Linked DNA regions of Homo sapiens: region 2 is linked to region 1. A link is a loop called in an ENCODE intact Hi-C map of the cell type or tissue named here. Cell type or tissue: spleen. All regions are shown on one strand. Each heading gives the region's core, and the rest is flanking DNA. Links, peaks and the distances in the headings are about the cores only. Region 1 has its middle 19 kb from the start of LPIN1. Region 2 has its middle 9.5 kb from the start of NTSR2.

Region 1 (2,909 bases), core at 285-2,784:
AAGTATTTAAGAGATATATAGAATAAATCAATAGGGAGATAAAATAGAATTATAAAAGTATTTAGTTAACCCAAGTGAAGGGAAAAAAAGAGAAAAAAAACAAAGAACAGATAGCACAAATATAAAACAGCTAGGCCAGGTGCAATGGCTCATACCTGTGATCCCAGCACTTTGGGAGGCAGACGGCTTGAGCTCAGGAGTTCAAGACCAGCCTGGGCAACATGGTGAAACCCCATCTCTACCAAAAATACAAAAACTTAGCTGGGTGGGGTGGCATGCATCTGTGGTCCCAGCTACTTGGGAGGCTGAGGTGGGAGGGTTGCTTGGAACCTGGGGAGGGGGAGGTTACAGTGGGTCAAGATCATGCCAGTGCATTCTAGCCTGGATGACAGAATGAGACTCTGTCTAAAAATTTTTTTTAATAAAACAAGTAGTAAGATAGAGGATTTAAACCAGCTATGTCAAAAATCACAATGAATATACCAGTTAAAAGACAGAGATTGTCAGATTGGATAAAAAAGCGAGACCCAGCTGTATAATGTCTACAGGAAACCTACCTTAAATATTAGCACGGAACTGTGATGTGGATACATGACTCTATGCATTGGTCCAAACTCACAGAATGCTACACTACGAAGAATATTACTGTTATATAAATGTTAAAAACCAAATGGGATGTGGTAGTAAAGATGGCATGCAGACTGACAAGTGAATCTCTCGGTATCACACATGAATCTCATAACCACACAAAGGAGAGCAGAGTAGAAAGGAGCTGGCCTAAGTGACTCTGGCAAAAAGTGTTTCAACTGGGTGCCATAATGCAGAAGACAAAAAAACTGTACAGCAAACCCACAAAATCCCTGGATACAAAAAGTCAGCCCTCCGCATCTGCAGATTCTGCATCTCACGAATGCTGTATTTGTCGACCTGCGGTTGGTTGAATCCATGGATGTGGAACTGGTGGATATGGAGGGCTAACTGTACTTTATTTGGGTACTAGGATTGAAAAAATAAGCAAATCAATTTCAGATAATAGAAGCAGAGTTTCTCACTGTTGGAGAAAGAAGTTGCAAATAAGGAAAGTGGGAAACTGAATGTACCTTGTGGTCTGAATTGGAGTCAGATATAAACTCGTGGACTTTAAAATATAGAAAGATAATAGATAAGACGGATGTATGGATAAAGTAGAGGTGCATGTGTGTATTCATGGTTCCTATAATAAATATATTTTCTCTTTTCCACTGAGAGGGACTAGAAACAGTGACACCCCACTAGCAGTGAGCACACAAGCACCCCACGTCTTGGTTTTCCAATAAAAAGGGTCACTGGAGAACTGACTGATTCCAGGGCCAGAGTAGACAAAATGCCACATGAGCCTGGAGGATCTTATGGTAAGGAGGTGCCAAAAAGTAAAGAAAAGAAACAAGCGAGCAAAGATGTTGAAAGAACACAGGAAATTAGATTAGAACCGAAATAAATTTTAAGATATATAAATCCATACTGATGTAAGTAATAACTGAATAAAACAATGAATGGTGAAGACGCTACTTTTCCTTAAAGAAGAATTCCAGTTAGTACATGTAGAAAGAAAGAGGGAAACAGAAAATCACCATTAGAATGCCCCATTAATCACTACTGCAGCAGGATCCACTAAGGGAAGCTAAGGCGAATGGACGAAGGTAAAGAAAAGAGGGGATATTAACATAGTCTCAAACATTTCTAGCGATTAAAAGGGAAATTACAGTAGAAAACCTGGGAGACACCCCTTTAATCAAGTGTTCAGGGTTGACAACTCCAGCATGGCATGTCTGCACCATGTGCCCAACAGGCACTGAAAAGGGCACGTTCCTTTGTGGCCTTCATCCCAATAATGCATAATCGTGAAAACATTATACAAACCTGAATTGGGGGACCCTCTAACAAGATGACTGACAAGCACGCTTCAAAAGTGTCAAGATCATGAAAGACTAGGAGAGAATAGGGAACTGTCACAGCTTGGAGGAGACTGCAGAGGCATGACAACTCACTACATTGAGGATCGTAGATCAGATCTTGGACCAGAAAACCTACACTAGTAGAAAAACTGGCAACATTTGAATCAATTCTATGGCTTATTTTAAAAAAATAACTGGCTCAACATTGCCACATATGCCTACTATCACATGATTGCTAAAGTCCCAGAGGCTCGAGGAGTTTGGGAGGGGGAGGAGGGCTGAGAGGGTGCTGGGGTGGGAAGAGAGGCTGAAGCTGCTCTTAAACAGATGGGATCTGATCCAGACCTGGAGGAGCTTTGGACGACAACCAGGACAGATGAGCAGAGAAGAGATGGGGGGCGGGGGAGAGCGTGGCTGGGAGTAACAGTGGAGCAACACGTTTAGCAAACCTTAGGTAATGGGAAAGTTCAAAACGTGTTTAGGATTCACTTGCAGGTTATCACACAGCCCTATGGGTTTGTTGAGGTGTTAATATGGGAAGACAGATGGAGACCGATTCGTCATGGCCTCAGATGGCAGCCTAAGGAGTTAGCGTTTTGTCCTGAAGGTCCGGGAGAGCCATTAAAAGCTTCTAAGCAGGAAGTAAAACATTATGAAACCTCTGTTTTATTAAATGAATCTGGCTATGGCGGACATTTCATATGCCGGGCAGCAGCTGAGGTAGAAAGGGCTTCTATGATGGTCCAGATGCTTGGTGATCAGGTCAAGCTATGGCTGTGAATTGATTGCCATGGAGAACTGATGAAGGGACAGTGCATTTCCATCATCTTGAGTCTATGAGAATGGATCACTCCAGCAATAACGCTGCCAGTCACCACACAGGCTCAAGGTGGGGCCACAGTAGCCTCTCTGCCGTGCGTTAACTCCTGATCCCGCCCTTTGAGATGAGAGTCCTTGTAGCTTTATCTCTTAAAT
Region 2 (2,909 bases), core at 295-2,794, 48 kb after region 1:
GGAAGACTGAACTCAGAGTTCTTCATACAGAGACAAATGCAGGACCTGGCTCCATGCATTTTCCCCTACAGTGCTCTCTGAGTCCACTGGGCCAGTGTAGAGGGATTCAGTGTCTTGGCACCATTGTATTTGCAGTCCAGCCTGTCACCACAGGCCATCTGCTTTCAGGTGTAGTGCTGGTATTAATAATAGCTACCATTTATCAAGCACCTGTGAGTAGTATATAGTTAGGTATTATAAGCTTCATTTTATAGATGAGACAACTACATTTTCAGCAAATCAAAAGTTGTAACTGACAATGCTAGGGTGTGAGTCCAGGCCTCGTGGCCCCCGAACTTTGGCCTTCACTCTGGGTCTTACATATTCGGCCCGTGACTGCCTGCTATCTTTCATAGGCAGGGTGCCTGACCAAGACGAATGTCACCACACACACCCCAACTAAGAAAAAAATAAAGTCCCAACGCCCCAAGGAACAACCCCTGCAGACTTAGCTTTAGGGGAACACACTGTACTCATTCCCCAGCCTTTGCTCAAGCTGACCCCGCAGCTAGAAAGCTCCACCCCCGTCAGCTCTGTTTATTGAAATCCTATTCCTCCTCCAAGGCCAGCTTCTCAGAGAGGCCTCCTCCAGCCCTGCCAGGCTGAATCACTCTTGACCTGTGCCCTGTGAACTCTGTGGCTTGCCAGCTGCAGCCCCACCCATTCCCATTCCACCTTGACCTCCTGCAGAAGAGGGAGAGACCAGGCCTTTCACGCACCGCCCCCAGATCGCCCCGTTACCCCACCACAGAGCTCTGCACACACTCAGGGCCCAGAAATACTTGTGGCGCAGAGACCAAGCCCAGAGTCTCTGGGAATGGCCATGGCCAACAGCACAGGTGATGCTGCCAACTTAGCAGGTGCCTCCGAGGGCTCACGCTGCTGCCAGCTGCCATTTTCCAGCCCCAGGAATGAAAACAGCCCTATGGTGGCTGAGCCACTTTTACGCTTCCCAGAAGCCAGCCAGCCCTGCCTGGGCTTCTGGCCAGGGCAGTCACAGCTCCCACCTCTCCCACCCACATCTCCTGCATCCCCCCTCAGCATTCCTGGACTGCTGTCAGTCCATCGGGGGCCTGCCTGATCTAGGTCCCAGTTTCTCTTCTTTGCTGAAGCCCCAACTCTGGGCCCAGCCCTCCCTGCCATCCAAGGACTAGTCCCAGACTCAGTCCCCAGCAGCAACTCCCAGTGACGCTCCCAGTTTCACGGCTCTGCAGCCACCCTTCAGCAAGCAGGCCAGATTCCTCCAGGTGCAGCACCAGCCTGAGCCAAGGCCAAGGCCACCAGGCCCCTTCAGAAGCAGAGCCTTGCAGGAAGCCAGCTCTGCAGCTTGAGAGGAAGCAGGCCAGACTCCCCCGGCCCCCATCACCCTTCAGAGCCATGGAGGCCTGCCTCCCCCAAGGCAAAAGGCCATGGGCACCGCACAGAGACTGCCGGGGCAGGGGTTGGGGGAATCTAGACCACGGTGGATCAGCCAAGGGGCCTGCTGAGGGTTTTAGCCTGGGGCTTAGTATCCCGTCCATCTGTCAACAAGCGTTTATCAAACACACAGGAAGGTTGTGGGGTTGGAAGAGCGATGGAATACAAGGGGACACGTGGCGGGTTTGACATCCTCTCTGCAGCTTCATTACAAGGAGCCTTCGGTGAAGGAAGCACCACCTCTGTTTACAAAGTCCCCAGGCTTTTATGTTATTTAAACTTTCCTGTATATGCTACATATTCTACAATGAACATGCTTTTATAATCAGAAAAATAATTAATATCCAATAAAACATAAGCAGAAAACAGACATAATATTAAATCAGTATTAAATCCAAACTTCCACATCTGTAGGGAGGTGCAGGAGAGAACGAGGGTTGGACTGGGCCCCAGGAGGCCTGGGTTCCTCTCCCCATCTTCCACCACTCCCCTCCCAAGGTGCTGTGCAAAAGTCCCAACTTCATAGCCTCAGTTTTCTCAGCTGTCAAATGGGAATAGCGATGCTGTGCTCCCCACCTGCCAGGCTTGTGTGAGAGAGATGCCATGATAATAACACCTGCGTCTCAGGCTGGCGAGAGAGTCAGTCCTGCGGGGCATGAGACAGAGCTTCATAAGAGCCCCACCTGTCCACTGGGAAGATGCGAGTGCCATTCTCAGTCAGCACCGGGCAAACTTAAGAGACATTCCAGCAAAGGAAACAAGACAAAGCCATTATAATCCCTGACTAACCACAAAAATGGTCTACTTAATCTGAGTGTGGGTGTCATTCACCTGCACGGGGCTCCCGAGAGAAGGTCCTGCTCCTGTCCCCATCATGTAGAGGGATGTTGTGGACCAGCCTGATGTCTCTCCCCTGCAGGCCTCCGGTCCATTCAGGAAATACTTGCCCAAAGGGCCAAGCTGCAAAACAGTGCAGAGGTGGGAGCAGGATCCACGCCTCCTTTCTCCCTAGAGAGCCCTCACTGCATTGCCGCCTGGACACCAGCCCCAGAAGGACCTCTTGTCCCTGAAGGAAGGCACTGCCCTGAGGATGGAGCTGACTGAAGTGACAGGCGACAAGTGCTTGGGGTCCAGCAGCGGGAGGTTGGCCTGCCTCGCCACTCTATCCCCCTAGGATGCAGAAAACCCCGGGTCTCCCTGCCCCCTAAGCATGCTGAACCCTCTCTCACTGCCATCTCAGCCTCTGCAGCTGAGGACCACAGCAGGTGTCCCCGACGCACCATTTGGAGCAGTGGTTTGACACATTATCCTCACTGCAGCCCAACCCCCTGGCCTCTGGAAGAAACTGCAGGGTTCTGAATTCTAGCCCAGGCCCTACCCTCGGGACTCACTGCCACTCAGGGTTATTCGAACGCCCTCCACTCCTGCTTTGGGCTTTTTTGTGAAAATAACTA

The links. Hi-C counts contacts between places; a loop is a spot of excess contacts. Peaks named below come from ENCODE experiments on the same cell type or tissue, not always from the same donor. Only the 100,000 strongest peaks of a DNase experiment are listed, where the experiment ranks them.
Region 2: it touches region 1 in a loop (8-fold over the local background); 2 of 110 quality-filtered maps call a loop at or near these places.

The regions. Positions count from the first base shown.
Region 1 is chr2:11,725,900-11,728,808 of GRCh38, reverse strand. It overlaps a transcript of LPIN1 not described here. Among named protein-coding and RNA genes, the nearest start is that of LPIN1, 19 kb to the left of the region's middle. In spleen, for the core only: no CTCF peak of the experiment used is centred there; no DNase peak of the experiment used is centred there.
Region 2 is chr2:11,678,290-11,681,198 of GRCh38, reverse strand. It overlaps a transcript of LPIN1 not described here. Among named protein-coding and RNA genes, the nearest start is that of NTSR2, 9.5 kb to the right of the region's middle. In spleen, for the core only: no CTCF peak of the experiment used is centred there; DNase peaks (open chromatin) are centred at 1,338 and 2,618; H3K27me3 peaks cover 631 bases.